Linked DNA regions of Mus musculus: region 2 is linked to region 1. A link is a loop called in an ENCODE intact Hi-C map of the cell type or tissue named here. Cell type or tissue: left cerebral cortex. All regions are shown on one strand.

Region 1 (8,000 bases):
AGCCGAGTCACATAGTTACTGCATCATTACAAATCTTAGTTTCTTCACTGCTAATGTGAGAAAAACAGCAGTGTCTACTGTGTAAGATTATTGTGAGGGTTAAATTAAGTCAGTAATCTAAAATCCTCGGTGTCCCATATATTATAAAGATATTGGAGCTTGAGAGATGGCTCAGCAGTTAGGAGCACTTGCTGGGAAGTGGACCAAAGGACCCAAGTTTTGTTTCCAACACTCACGTCAGGTGTCCCACAGTCTCCAATAACTAACTCCAGCCCCAAGGGATCAAAAGCCCTCCTCTGGCTTCTGATAGCTCCCACATAATGTGGCATGCACTCACAGAGACACACAGACATACATTGAGAAATGTAGGGGCCCTACTGACAAGTGTCCATAGTTTCTGAACTTCCTCTTCCCTCTGTCCGATTAGCCAGTCCCATCAGACTGGAGAATTTTCATCAATAGGATGCCTCACTGGGCTTACTATCTGGGTTTGGGTCCTGATGCGCCCACCCTTTTCACAAAAGGAAACTACCTTGCTGAACGACTCCAGTTTTGTTCATATGTGACACACACATAAATAAAAATAAATCTTTTAAAAAGTTGTTAGTGTTCCTGTTTGGTGTTTGTGAGATTTTTGTTTTGTGATAAGGTCTCTTGTAGCCAAAGCTACTTCCTTGTCTTCTTGCATCTACCTCCCTCCTGCTGGGTTTACAGGCCGGCAGCGGCACTATTCTTACTATTATTGACATTGTTTCTACCTATCAACATTTTCATCCCCCAAAGAGGCCGAAACCTAAGAGGAAACACCTTTGTTGATAGCTGCAGTTTCCAAGACACCATGGTTAGTAGAATAGGAAAGCATAGGTGAGCTTCCAGGGGAAGTCCTGGGTGCTCTAACCTCATTAGGTCACGCCAGGCATCAGACTCCCTCCCAGAGTGAGGACTTTGCCCAGACATGCACCAGGGCATAGCAGAGAGGAGAGAGCTGCTGTGGGGACGGGGCAGGGGCAGTGGAAGTGACTCAGGTTTTTGAAAGTGAAAGAACAGGAATTCACCTGCCAGCTTGTCCTTAGGGCTGCCAGCCTTCTCTGACCTTCACCATGGCTATGCCCCGCAATGAGCAAGCTGGGACCCGCTTCTCTGTGACACACCTACTACCCTGCCTTTTGCCCTTCTAGGCATTGATTGCCCACAGGACTCTCCTTCCACCTGCCTCCCCACCTCTGATGTTCGTGTTGAGCAGATTGCTCCAGGGCAGAGTCCACAGGTGAAGGAGGCGCTCACGCACGGGGTGACTGAGCGGATTGCTGGGTGGGGTGACAGGATGCATGGCTTAGACTTTTCAAAAACTGCCTGGGAGTTCCACTGTTGACACCATCACCACATGACACAGGGAGAGCTGGCAGGATTAAAAGAAGTTTTCCATATGACTTAGCACCTTGTGTATCTACCGCTCCTCACTTCTGCTTCTGGGGATCCATCCATTAAACGGTTATCATTTTACAATACTGTACATGGCAGTGAAGAACTGAATTTTGTCATGCTGAATGAGTGTGTGTGTGTGTGTGTGTGTGTGTGTGTGTGTGTGTGTGTGTATACACATGTAAACTGTGTTAACATGAGGCAGGTATGTAGCTCAGGGGTAGAGTCCTTGCCTAGCAAGCTTGAGGCCCTGGGGTCCATTCTCAGAACAACAAAGTGTTTGACTATTACATTAAATATAAACTGGAAAAAGGCAGAGGTTTTGTTTTTGGATTTTTTGTTTGTTTGTTTGTTTGTTCGTTTTTGTTTTTTGAGACTGGGTTTCTCTGTATAGTCCTGGCTGTCCTGGAACTCACTTTGTAGACCAGGCTGGCCTCGAACTCAGAAATCCGCCTGCCTCTGCCTCCTGAGTGCTGGGATTAAAGGCATGCGCCACCACGCCCAGTGAGATTTTTTTTTAATAATGTTTTATATAAATTCTCTAAAGCTGGGTATAGTGGTGCACTTTTTAAATCTCAAGTCTCAAGCTCCAGGCCATCCTGGTCTATGCATTAAATTTCAGGTCAGCCAAGGGCTACATAATAAGATCTCTCTCTCTCTCTCTCCATATATATTACACATGTGTATATTTAAAGATTGTGTATATATGTCTATATATATGTATATATATGAATTCTCAAGAATTTATTTTGAATATATTCATCACTCAGGTCCTCCCAGATCCTACTCATTCAACTTCTTGCTGATTCTCTCTCTCTCTCTCTCTCTCTCTCTCTCTCTCCCTTTTCCTCTCTCTCTCTCTCTTTCTCTCTCTCCTCTCTCCTCCCCTCCCCTCCCCTGTATCCCTCCCCAGTTTCTGTTGCCTGCTATTCTTGCATGTGGAGCCTACCTAGGGTATGGTCGCTATACCTTGGGGTCCAACCATGACTTAACCTCTCCAGGTAGCTATCAACCCCAGTGGTTCCTCAGCTGGGTGTGACCTTCCTGTCCACCTCCCTACTCCACGCTGGTATTGTGTCTGCTTTGTCTCGCTCACTGTGGTGTGCAGGCTGTAAGTGTGGGAGAGCTTTTGTGGTGTTCTTGAGTGGATCCCTTGTCTGCTCAGTGTCTGAGGTATAGAGACTCAGTTAATATTCACTTAAAGAAGAAACAGGCCAGGCAGTAGTGGAGCACACCTTTAATCCTAGCACTTGGGAGGCAGAGGCAGGTGGATTTCTGAGTTTAAGGCCAGCCTGGTCTGCAGAGTGAGTTCCAGGACAGCCAGGGCTACATAGAGAAACCCTGTCTCAAAATAACAAAGAAGAAGAAGAAGAAGAAGAAGAAGAAGAAGAAGAAGAAGAAGAAGAAGAAGAAGAAGAAGAAGAAGAAGAAGAAGAAGAAGAAGAAGAAGAAGAAGAAGAAGAAGAAGAAGAAGAAGAAGAAGAAGAAGAAGAAGAAATAAAGGTTGCATGAGTGCATTAAATAATCCAGCATTTAAAAATAATCCACTAAAAATTATATACTTGCATACTGTGTGTGTGGCAAGTGCCTATACCTGCTGAGACATTTCCCAGGCTAGCCTGGAGTTTACTATGTAAACCAGACGCTGCTTCTGACTCCCGAGTACAACCAATCACCACTCCGGCAATTTTTTGTTTTTTCTAAATCCACTATTTTTTTTAAGGGATTCATTATACTTTTTTTAAAAAAGATTTATTTATTTATTATATGTAAGTACACTAGCTGTCTTCAGACACACCAGAAGAGGGAGTCAGATCTCGTTAGGGATGGTTGTGATCCACCATGTGGTTGCTGGGATTTGAACTCAGGACCTTCGGAAGAGCAGTCGGGTGCTCTTACCTGCTGAGCCATCTCACCAGCCCTAAATCCACTATTTTTGTAACACTGTCCACTATGTCTTAGTTAGAAGAAAATACTGAAACCTGCTGGAAAGGACCGGCCTGAAGATCCCCTCAGCTCTACAATGCGTGGTAATAGGACTTCCGTGGACAGTGGACTTCATTTAGCGTCATCTGATCTTAATTATCAGCTAATTAGTTCTCAGCCTGGAGCAGTTCTCCCTCCAACCAGGGAGACATTTGGAAACCCAAAGGGGTGTTTTTGGCGTCACAGTGATGAAGGAGGTTGTTGCTGGAATGTGAGGCTAAGGAGTCAGGGATGCCAGGCGACCCGCCAAAGACATGCTAATGAGCCTCCGGAAGAAACACCACCTGGGTGGCCAAATCCCAAGGGTTCTAATTGTGTCTCCGGGACTCCACCCCCGTACTGGTACAGACAGGGTTGTTACAGACAGGTCAGCAGAAGGTAATGGAGGCATCAGAAAACCAGGGAAAGGGTGGGAGGTGACGTGAAGGACTGCTGATAGGGATAGGCATCCCTGGGCTTGAAATAAACCCAGTCCGTGGCATCCTCGGATGCTCCCAGGGTGTTTAAAGGAGAAGCCACGCCAGACTAGGGCGTACTGAAAGCTGACGGTGGAAAGGAAAGATCCATGAGCCCTGCCAGGAAAATCCCAGGGTGGATCCCAGGTCAGAGGCCCAGACCTGACAGCTCCTCCACGCCTCCAAGAAAAAGTACAACAAATTCCGTTCCCCACGCTCCCCAAGGGGTGAAGGTGGTGCAGCCCAGGCCAAATCTGCGCCCCCCCCCCGGGCTCCGCGGTGTTGGAAGCCACCAGCGTGGGAAGGCCCAGCTGCATTTCCGCCCTGCACTGCGCTCGCACCTCCCAGCCCCTGCCCGCGCTACCATCTTACGGCCACTAGGTGGTGCCTGCGCTCTAGTGGCGCCTGTCTGGCGCCGGCGAGGGAGACAGATGGAACCAGAGTCCTAGGGTTCCGGGGACTGGAGGACAGCGCCGGCAGCTAAGGTAAGGATTCCTCGGGCGTGTCCCTAGAATGTCTGAGGCTGGGGTGGGTTGGCCGCCGCGCAACCTCGTTTGTGGTTTGCATTGATGACCAACGAGGACAGAGCGGCCACATGTGCTGTTGCCCCAAGAGGACCTGGAGCCCCGCTGTCCCAGAGCTGGGCCTAAGCTGAGCAGAACCCCAGGTCCCTGGCTCGCACTCAGACATCCTTCACGAGCCTGGGCCTCCGGAAGGCACGCCCAGCCCCCACACAGCAAGTCTTCAACACAGAAAGGTGGGACTGCTGTCCTAGGGTGCCTCCAGTTGAGCTGAGGGGAGAACAGGATCGCAGCACTTCTCAAACTTGGGCATGCATTGATTGTTGGTTAAGGGATAGTAAGGCATGCTGCTGTCTGGGTTCCATGCCTCCACCCCCACCCCGAGCCCCAGATGTAATTGGTTTGAGTTGGACGTGGGGAGCTTTTATTAAAAACTTCCCCCAGGGGATTCCAGCTTGCAGCCAGATTCAAGGGCTCTTTGACCAAAAGAGTTAGAGAAGACCCTATTACAAGCCCGGAAGGCTTCTCTTCCCTCCCCCTCCCTCTTGCCTTTTCAACCAGCAATTGCCTCTGCCTTTGGGCTGTCAAACTCAGTGTGACAAGCCAACACCCTACCCCAAAGGGTGGAACTCAGAAGTGCCAGAGAAAAGAGAGCCAATCAAATCATGTACAGTATGAAAGGGTTCCCCAAGTGGATAGGAGGAGAGAGGGGTTCTCCCCCACTCTAATCCCAGATGAGTGCAGGAGTGGATCCAGGCTGCACTCATCCTTCTGATCAATGGAGCCAAGCACACCCGGGGGCGGGGGGGGGGGGTGGACGACGACTTTGTAACTAGTAAAAAATGGCCCCGTGAATCTTATGTAACAGCCAAGTGTTAGCAGCAGGAGCCTGGACTCTCCAGAGCCAGCCCTCCCTTATTTGTGTCTTTAAATAAACTCACTCAATCACCCTCACTTTCAGTTTCCACATCTATGGAATGGGTACAGAGGTATAAAACTCTCAAGAGTTGCTATGGGAACGATTAAGACTGAAAGCCTGTGTTTACAGATAGTAGTTCTGTGCCAGGCACAGTTCATCCTGTGCACCATCACAACTCTTATCATAATCCACAGAGTAGCAGGTACTGTAGACAGAAGTAACCCATCTGGGAGCTAAGATACCCCACTTTGATGTCCCAAAAGCTGGGACTTAGGAACCAAAGGGCTTGCTGGAAGTTATCAACATGATCAGAGGCAGACTAGGAGCTAGGAATGTGGCTTTGTTGCTAGAGTGCTTGCTAAGTATACATGAGACCCTAGGTTCTCTCTCTCTCTCTCTCTCTCTCTCTCTCTCTGTCACACACACACACACACACACACACACACACACCACACATACACACACACACACACACACACACACACACACCAAGCAGATACCTAGTCCAGGGGTGAACCCATGGTCACGAGCATGACCCTTCCACTGAACTTCTTCAATCCATCAATGGAAATATAATCGTTATCCAGCACGTACTGTGTGCCAGGTAGGCTTCCTGACACAAACCATAAAATGTGGGCAAGACAGAGAGGGGTAAATCAGCCCTCTATGAACTCATACACAACAATGAAAACAGCTAGGAGTTCACGAGATCTACATTATATTTAACAAACTCAAAGACTTGCTAAATTGGATTGTGTCTCCCCAAATCAATACCCCTGGTACTTTGACAGTCATATTTGAACCTTTCAGAACATCAAAAATATTGTCGCCTGAGTTCAGTGTGTTAGTGCACACCTTTAATCCCAGCACTCAGAAGGCAGAAGCAGATGGTTCTCTAAGTTCGAGTCCAGTCTGGTCTACAATTTGAGTTCCAGAACAGCCAGGGCTACCCAGAGAAACCCTGTCTTGAAAAAAACAAAAACAAACAAAGAAAAGAAAAAGTTGTCAACCAATGTTCCTGTCCTGAGCTGAGGTCAAACAAGAAAAAGTTTTGTCATCTCTCTTCAGGTGTCCATCTGCAAACAATGGCTGGCTTCTATTCTAATAATGGCTTCCTATTCTATTCTATTTCTATTCTAATGGCTTCCCTTCTGGCTTTCGGGCTTTACTAGGGATACGAAAGTCACATGCGTTTTGTGCAAGGTGAACTTTACTGTCAATCTTGGTCTTTCCCTGGACCCGCAGTTTGTAGGAGGTCCCTTTCTTGTTATGCAGGGCAGCAGCAATGAGCTGCCTCTCTCAGGCAGCCATGTGATCAGAAGGGGAAACACCTACAGGCTCCGACGTGCCCTGTTGCTGAAGCTAGCACGTTCAACAGGTTGGGTGCAAGCAGTGTACCTCCAGCCTACAATATTTTCTGCTTCCAGTAGGTTTGTGGGTATTGAGGGCCATCATAATGTAGAGGCTATTTGCATAAACGAGTATCTGTTCTATGGTCTAATGGGTACCACAATTTTGTGTGTGTGTGTGTGTGTGTGTGTGTGTGTGTGTGTGTGTGTGTATGTGTTTGTACTTTTTCTTGGTGACTTGGCTGATAACAATGGTCCCTGATCCTGATGCTGCCTGATGTCCCTAAGCTCAGAAGTCAGTTATGTGTTTTGTGGTAGAATTCATGTTGGAAAATCTTTCTTCAGACAAAGGTTGTGGTGCTGTTGGTGGAGAAACAACATATATTAAATATGAAAGTAGACTGGTGGTGGACTTTACCTAGCATGTACAAGGCTCTGGGTTCCATCTTCAGCACTATATACACACAGATCTTTAAACAGGTAAACATAAAACAAGACTGTGCATTGACCTTGGGTATAGATAAAGTGCGAGATAAGGTGTCCTAGATACAAAGCACAAATGTGTAAAGGTCTGGAAGTGGCCAAGATCGGGGTAAGGTTAGAGATTTCTGCTGACCCAAGGGCCGGGGACTGTGGTGGTCAGAGGGAGCTACACTAAAATAGTAATATGCTGGAGGGAGCTTGGGTCAGGTGGCACTGTGTTTGGTGGCCAGATCTTATTTCATCCAATTAGCACAGTAATCCTGGCAGGCTGGCCAGGATCTTTTCCATCTTTGACAGGTTGATGTTATCAATGTCCTATGCTATGAAAAGAGTTGCTCACCTAGTGTGATGGCATATGCCTTTAATCCTAGCACTTTGGAGACAGAGGCAGGTAGATCTCTGTGAGTTTGAAACCAGCCTGGTTTACATAGCGAGCTCCAGGACAGCCAGGACTACATAGAGGTTCTGCCTCAAAAGTAGGTAGATAGGGGGCTGGAGAGATGGCTCAGTGGTTAATTCAGGAGGTCCTGAGTTCAATTCCAAGAACCATACAGTGGCTCATAACCATCTGTAATGGGATCAGATGCCCTCCTCTGGTGTGTCTGAAGACAGTGACAGTGTACTCATACATAAAAAAATAAATAGAGGATAGGTAGATAGATAGATAGATAGATAGATAGATAGATAGATAGATAGATAGATAGATAGATAGATAGATAGATAGAATAAATATTCAAAACTTACACAGCTGGGGTGCCTGGAGTTAGGATTTATGAGTTTAATCCTTGGCCTTAGGAGGCAAAGGCAACAAGGTCACAAGTTCAAAGGCAGCCTTAACTACGTAGGAAGTTAGGTAAACCTGGAC
Region 2 (8,000 bases), 80 kb after region 1:
GCCTATTCTAACCTGACAATGCTGGCATGACCTACTTCCCAGCCATGTGGCCCAGTACCTGCCATCTTGGTCTGCCCCTGGCCTTCTTCTTTATTCCTGTGTGGAGACTCCTTGGCTACCAATTGAGACCCTCCCCCTGGCTGGGGGTGGGGGGCAGAAATTCCCCCCTTTTCCTCTCCTGCCCACTATCTGATGATCTTCTCTTACTGACCAACCAGAAGATGATGGCAGGAGAACAAGGTTTTACAAAATAGGGAGTCAGGAAATACTTCATAATCATGACAATACCAAACTCCCAACTGCCACCCGATCTCATTAGCAATTGAATACATAGTGCACCAAAACATCCCCCAACACTGGGGCCTGGGGCTTTAGCAGCTCTGACTTCAGGGATATTATCTTTAGATAAGCCAGGTATATTCTAGCCAAGATGTAGTCACTTTTCTCTTAACCTATAGAACATTGTTGGGGGTTGGGTATGGAGGCTCACACCTGTGCTTAGGAAACAGTACTTAGGAATCAGAAATTCAATCATCGTTAGTTATAGAGTGAATTTGAGTATAGCCTGGGTCAAGAGCATCTCTGTTTCAAAGAACTAAAAATTTGTGTGTGTGTTTGGGGGGGGGGGAACCCAGCTTTCTTGCTTCTGTAGGCAACTTTCCCAATATATTTCTCCCAGCAATGTAAGATCTGTCTTAGATCTATGTGTCTCTCAATCTTCGTTTCTATGGCAGAATGGGGCCCATCCCTGTACTCGAGCACTGGGGCGCTGGAAACATGGGCATCTCTTCTCAGGGTTTAGTAAAGGAAGTTCTAAACCTGCGTTTTCAAGTTTCCAGTGTGAGTGTTTCGGTTTACTCCAGAGTGAACGGGTCCTGGAAGGAGTTGCTAATGAAATCAGTTATATGTTTTTTCTTTGTCATTTACATTTGGGGAGGGTCAAGTCAGAGAAACCGGAAGTCTGATATGGAAGAGGTACATCTAGAGGATAATCGCTTTTCAAACTTACAGAAGAAGCTCACCAATTTGCATGGTGAGATTGTCTTTTGGAGACCTAAATTGAAATGTCGCTGTAGGAAATTCTACCTTCTAAGGTGTCAAACTAGTTACGCACTCCTTCAAAATAAAGGATTTTATAAACATAGAATAGGAAACTCAAGCTGAAGGCTGGATGCAGTGTAATGGTTTAGAAGTGTAGGTGTTGAGACCAGATAGTTCTGTGTTTAAATATTTCTGTCAATGACGCTGTAACCATGACAAATTCCAAACCTTCTTTGTGTATAAAATGGGAAAAAAGAATCCTTTCCTCATTGAGCAGTTTTAATGTCTCTCTCTCTCTCTCTCACACACACACACACACACACACACACACACACACACACACACACACACACAGTGTCACTGCATGGGCTTCCTGGCAATTTGGATCACTGTGTCCATCGCTGTGAGGCCTTTTTGCTTTGAGACACTGCTTAGGAATGTAGCTGTTCCTTCTTTTGAGTGGGAAGGGGTTCCTGTCCGGATCCCTTTTGACCACTACTTGGCTTTGGACATTCATGGCCTGATAAGAACGTTTTTTACTAGATTTTGATGTTGTTCGTGAGATGGCTCATTGCTAACATCAAGAGACCATGTTGTTTCACAATCATCCTCTGCTATATTTTGGGGGGAGTTCATCCCAGAAAGATCACTGACAGTACCACCAGGATTTAGTAAATAGGTGACCCTAGTTGTGATCTCAGCACTTGGGAGATAAAGGTGAGAAAGACTACAAATTCAAGGCTAGCCTCGCATACATAGCATAGCAAAAACCTGTTTCAAAAAACTAAACCAGAACAAACAAACAAAATCCAGACCAACACCACATTGAAAACCAGTCACTGAATAGCCAAACTAGGTATGAGTAGAACCTGTTGAAAAAGTTGTGGAGAGGGTGAACCCCATCAAAAGTTAATAAAATCCTGAAACCTTGATAGTTTAAGGCCAGCAAGGTAGGTGGTTCAGTCAGGTAAACATGATTTCTGACATGAGGTGGCTTCCCAGGTAGGAAAGAAGTGACATCCTGAGCTGGCTGTCCTGTGACTGCTACACACATGTAAGCTAATGTACACAAGTATACGCACACAAATATGTGTAGTGAGTTTTTTTTAAATTTGAACTTTAAGTTCACATATCATCAAAACACCAAAAAAGTAAATTAAAAAAAAAAAAAAAAAGCAAAACCAAAAAACACCAAAAGGAACTTGTTTGGTAAAAAGCATTGCAAAGTGTCAGCCTTACTGTGATGGAGACATAGAAAAACAGCCATAGGGATCGTGGGGGCTTTTATTACGGGAATAAATTCTACACATTTTTGAGGGCACTCACAGATTGTGAGCACAGTAATGTTGATAATTATTGATGTTTCTTAATTACTAGCTATACATAATTACCAGAAAGCTGTGTTCAAGAGACCATGAGTTTTCCATCAGATCATGGGAAGGAAAGTTTTCCTTTTCAAGTAGCTGAAAATTTTCATCTATATGGAGTAACTTTTGCAATGCCAGATAAATGGTACTGGCCTTAAATTTGACTCAAATTAAGTTCGCAAAATAGAACACAATACAAATAAGCAATGTAGGGAGTTGAGAGTTCCAAGGGCGTGACTGCGCATCTTAATTCTCCTTCAGTGAGGTTCTCGTTACTAAGTATCCTTTAGAGTAAGCACAGCTGTAATTGTAACCTTTCTGGCACCTTTTTCTCCCAGCTCCATCAGTATCTCAGCTAGGAGAACCATCTATTCTGGAGGTCATGAGTTCTCTCATTTAAAGAATGAGATTGCTTAGGTAGAAGATGTAGCTCTCGGTAGTGCCTGGTTAGCATGGGGAAGACCCTTTAAAATATTGGCTTCCGTGTTGACTCAGTTGGCAAGAGTGCTTGAGGCCCTACTTTGGCCACCAGAATCCACATGTTGAAAAGACAGAACTGAATTCTGCAAGTTGTTCTCTGACCATCACATACCCCCTCTCCCATAAAGAGATGTATATAACATTTTAATTAAAAAATTAACCAGTTCATCATGTATACCGCAACCGATTCTGGTTATGTACAAACCAGGTTGACAGTGTTCCTATATGGAACCTCAAATTCAGGAGATTTTGGTCCACTAAAGGATGCATGGTAAGTCTCACCCACACTGGATTTGAAAACACTAAGCAGCTTTGAACGAACATAGAGAGGTAGGTTTACCGAAGTTCAAACCTTCAGCATTTTGTCTATCTTGAACCTGAATAGTGATTTAAAAAATTAATTAGGTTATAAGGTCACTTCTGGGTCTGAAAGTAGAGGCTGATGGAATTTTAGAGCCGGAACGCTTTTAGAAGATCTGTCCAGCCTCTTCGTTATACAGAAGAGAAGACCAAGGCCCTGGGATACTTCGCGACAATGTAGGTCAGTCAGTTAATTAGTGACAGAAGGAACTCCTGTGTCCCAGCGCCTTCTGAAGACAGTGGTTTTCAAGTGCATTCTCAATTCCTGAACCAGCTTAGCACACCTGTCATTTATTTATGCAGTCCCTCTTTCGTTTCCCTTCCCCTTTCTAATGGCGATCCGGTACGTGAGCCCTGAACCTGGGGCAGTCTTCCCACTCGAGGCACGCTGTCGCGTAGATCAGGACTCGGTCCGGGCGCCTTTTCCGCAGCAGGTGCTCCGCACCTAGCTTTCTTTAATCGCTGCATCATCGGCGGCGGCCTTCGCCGGGCTCCCGGTTTTCACAGTACACCGCGTGTACCCGGGGACGTGGAGAGCACGGAGGACGTGGTGGGTCAGAGCCACGCCGCTCAGAAGGGCTTCCAGAGCCCACGGGAGTGACCTCGGCGCCGACCCCGCAAGGCCTCGGGCAGCCGGGGCGTGCCCGCGGGGCCTGACGTGGCGGGGCCTGACGTGGCGGCGGGGGAGCGGGTTCTGCACTGCCCCACGCTCCGGCCAGAGGGCGCCCGGCCCCAGCCCTTCCCCGCCCCGAGGCCGCCCTGGGCTGCGCGTGGAACCGCGCGGACCGCCCCGGAGCAGGGTAGCAACCCCGCCTCCTGCTGCCCTCCGTCGGAGGTCGGGCCAGGCGGAGGGGCGCGGAGCCGCGTGGGTATCCTCCTTTCTTGGGCAGCCCTAGCCGGACCGAGCGACGACCCGAGCTGCACCGGTCACGGCCGCCCCTGTGCGCCCGGGCCAATCAGCGGCGCGGTCACAGATATGCAAATGAGGCGCCGGTTGCTGCGGGAGTGCCGCTCGCAGGGGCTGGTGGGGTCGCGCTGGGGGAGTGAACCGGGCCAATCAGGCGGGTGCGTGGCGCGCGGGGGGGGGGCGGGGGCGGCGCCCCTGCTCGCCTCCCTCCTTCGCTCCCGGCCGGGCGCTGACAGGGGGGCCTGGCCGAGCAGCCGGTAAGTGCCGCCGCTCGGCGCTGCCGCCCGCCTCCTCCGGCGTGGGGAGGACACCCGGGGCGCAGCGGGACAGCAAACATTGCTCAACTGGTGGAGACTGGCGGGGGAGGGTCTGGTAGCCCGGTGGTCGCTGGAGGCCGCCCCCGCCCGGCCGGCCGCGCGTGTCAGTGTAAGAGGGCGAGGCGGGGGGCGGCGGGGAGTCTTAGCGGTGGCGGTGAGTACATGCGCCTCCCCCCACCCACCCGGGGACCGGGCTCCCCGCTCTTAAGGGGCGGATGATTGGGGCTAGGGGCCGGGGAGGGGGGCGCTGCCCGCACGTGCAGCCGGGCACACCGGGGCCCGCCCGCCCGCCTGTCATGGCTGCAGCGGTGCCCTCGCCCCTAGTCCGGTACCCCGGGTCGGGACCCGCCGCTGCGCCTGTTGCTTGGGCCGGAGGTGAACCCCGGTGGGTCGGGCGCTGCTCCTGGCCTCCCCCAGGGTCGATCCCCGCCTAGGCGCGGGCTTCCCTCGTCTGGCAGCCTTGTCCCCCGCCCGGTGTCTCGCCTCGGTTACTCGTGACAGGGCGTCCCGCGCGAACAGTGGGGTCCCGGGAGCACAGCACGCCCTCAGCACTACCCTGAGCTTTGCCTCTGGGTCCCCTTTACCGCCTTCCCCCACGCCCGGGAGGCCACCTTGAGGGCCTCTCCGCGTCTGCAGCGGGTCCCCGCCTGCCAGTGCTGCTGCTTTCTCGGAGTCTGTCAGGGTGTGGGACGTGTTGGGTGGTTCCAAGGCTCTCCTCGCGGACATCCATCCCGAAGCCAAGCACGGACCCGGAAAGCCTGTGTGTCTTCCTGGCCTGTCACAGCTGCCAGCTCATAGAGTGATTTGCTTGTTCCTTTTTTGGTTTTGGTTTGCCTGGTAAAAAGGGAAAGCAAAAACTTTTCAGGACAAAGTAGATGCGAATTAAAGTTGTGACACAGTCGAGGTATTAACAGTGCTGCACGGTTACTTTTCTGGGGAGCTTGCTCCTGACCCTAAGGTGACTTTTATCCATTTACCTGATCTTGCCCTATGCAATAAAGTTTATTAATAAAAACCACCATCACACTGGGTTGGAGAGATGGCTCAGAGGTTAAGAGCACTTACTGCTGTGTTTGTACCAGAGTTCAGATCCCAGCACCCAAATCAGGCAGTTCACAGACATGTGTAACTCCAGATCGATGTTGATTTGTGGACACCTGCACATGCAAGTGTACACACACACACACACACACACACACACACACACAAATAAATATTTTAAATATTTTTAAAGTTTTATTTTATGCATATGGGTATTTTGCCCGCACAGACACAGATAGATAGATAGATAAATAGATAGATAGATAGATAGATAGATAGATAGATAGATAGATAGATAGATATGCTCGTGCAGCCTTGCCCCCTGTCTGCTGTCTCACTTTGGTTACTTGTGACAGGGCGTCCCGCAAGAGCAGTGGGGTCACTGGAGCACAGCATGCCCTGGAACTGGAATTACAGACAGTTGTAAGCTGCCATGTGGGTGCTAGGAACCTGGCTCCTCTAGAGCAACAAAAAGTACTCCTAACCCCTGAGCCACTAGAATTACTATTGGGAGTTAGTTTTCCAGTTTTGATGCCACTTTTTATGACTTCAGTTCTCTAGTCCTTTGGCTTATGATTTGAACAGAAAATAGGGATTGTTTTATGTAATGTTACTCTACCTAAATATAACTGTACAATCGTTTTTGAGAGAACCAGGAAGTCTGCAAACACGTGCATACACAGAATACAAACTTTAGAGGATTTCCCATTTGGAGAATCGGACAATGTTTTCAGCTAAAGGATGCCCACAGTGTTTCTCTTGAATTTACAACACTTGAATTTAGATAACCCCTTTTGCTAACAACAGGTAGCATAGAGCCTTAGGCTGGATGTTGGATAAACGTTTCATGATATTAACCTATTCCTCTGAGCATCTTAACCTATGTTTTATGTTCCAAAAGACTTCTGTTTCTAATGTGGCTTTAAGAATTCACACTAGCCGGGCAGTGGTGGCGCACGCCTTTAGTCCCAGCACTTGGGAGCCAGAGGCAGGCAGATTTCTGAGTTTGAGGCCAGCCTGGACTACAAAGTGAGTTCCAGGATAGCCAGGACTACTCGAAAAAACCAAAAAAATAAAAAATAAATAAAAAGGAATTCACACTAGCTACAGTGAACAGAACTTTAATTTTTCTCACTGACTTTAGTAATTCACTGGTTTGTAAGTGGTGGCATGGGCCTGTAATCTTAGCACTGGAAGGCAGAGGCAGCAGGGTCTCTGTAGATGAAGTGGGTTCCAGCCTAACTAGGACTACATAGCAAGACCTTGACTCAAAACCAAACAACCCCAAAATTTCCATTAATTTCCAAAGTATTGTCATGTGTCCTTTTAGTTTCCTTTGAACTACAGACTATGTAACAGGGACATGAAATGCAATAGGGAACGAATTCAGAAGTAGTTAATAGTAACTTTATCATACTGGAATAATAAATATCTAGGGAAAGTGGATAGTGTAGTAAAAAGACATGTCGCCCCACCCCCACCCCCAGCTCTCCCACATACCATCCTGTGATTGAGTAGAAGATGGTGTTTTAAAGGCTATTAGAAAATACCAGGGAGCTGGGGTGCCAGTAAAGTCCTTTTCTTGGAGGACTTGTTGGGGAGAATGAGTTTATTCTGTCTTAACTAGCTGTGTGACTATAGTTAGGTGTCTTGACTCCTGTCATCTCTAGTTTCTTGGATGCCACAAGTAGTAGCATAAACGATTAACTCTCAGAACTCAGGTGGTAGAGACAGGTGGATCTCTGAGTTTGAGGCCAGCTTGTTCTACATAGGAGTTCTAGGTCAGCCAGGGATACATGATGAGATCCTAAATCAAGAACAAAGAAAAAGCCGTTTCCCCTAGCTTTAGAAGTTTAGGATTCTGTGTATCTCATGACATCTATCATCTGAAAACACACACATACATACACACAAACACACAAGCAGAGAAAGCATTTTGTGTTAAGAAAAGGCAAAGGTTTAAAAACAGATAGTATAGTTGGTTTTCTCACACACACAATTTTTTTTTTTTGAAAGAAAACTCTTGCGTCAGTAGGTATGCATCAAGGTAAGAAAGTATTACCTTTAGCTGGACGCGGTGGTGCACGCCTTTAGTCCCAGCACTTGGGAGGCAGAGGCAGGCGGATTTCTGAGTTCAAAGCCAGCTTGGTCTACAAAGTGAGTTCCAGGACAGCCAGGGCTACAGAGAAACCCTGTCTCGAAAAACAAACAAGCAACCAACAACAACAAAAAGTATTACCTTTGATAAAAACTATAGAAAAACATTATGATGAATGAAATAACAGAATTTTCACCTTAGAAGTGTCTTGGGTGACTTTTATCTCAACTTCAATGCTCACCCAAACAGGATCTTACTATCTGTCTGTCTGTCTACCTGTCTGTCTACCTATCTATCTGTCCTAGAACTCTCTAAGTAGACCAGGCTGCCTCAAATTCACAGAGATCTGCCTACCTCTGCCTCCCAAGACCTGGAATTAAAGACATTCG

What was found. A loop is a pair of places that touch in the nucleus more often than their neighbours do. Peaks named below come from ENCODE experiments on the same cell type or tissue, not always from the same donor. Only the 100,000 strongest peaks of a DNase experiment are listed, where the experiment ranks them.
Region 2: a loop joins it to region 1, with 6 times the contacts of the local background. A loop is called at or near these places in 16 of 42 quality-filtered maps.

What each region holds. Positions count from the first base shown.
Region 1 is chr8:90,824,567-90,832,566 of GRCm38, forward strand. Chd9 (chromodomain helicase DNA binding protein 9) reads left to right here and starts at 4,269. Exons shown (of 40, transcript NM_177224.2): 1 at 4,269-4,348. In left cerebral cortex, CTCF peaks have their summits at 3,225 (motif pointing right), 3,427 and 4,235 (motif pointing right); DNase peaks (open chromatin) are centred at 3,888, 4,254 and 5,065; H3K4me3 peaks cover 2,153 bases; H3K27ac peaks cover 2,116 bases.
Region 2 is chr8:90,904,224-90,912,223 of GRCm38, forward strand. All of the region lies in intron 2 of Chd9 (chromodomain helicase DNA binding protein 9), which reads left to right. Among named protein-coding and RNA genes, the nearest start is that of Chd9, 79 kb to the left of the region's middle. In left cerebral cortex, CTCF peaks have their summits at 3,974 and 5,108; DNase peaks (open chromatin) are centred at 4,135 and 5,158; H3K4me3 peaks cover 2,276 bases; H3K27ac peaks cover 2,199 bases.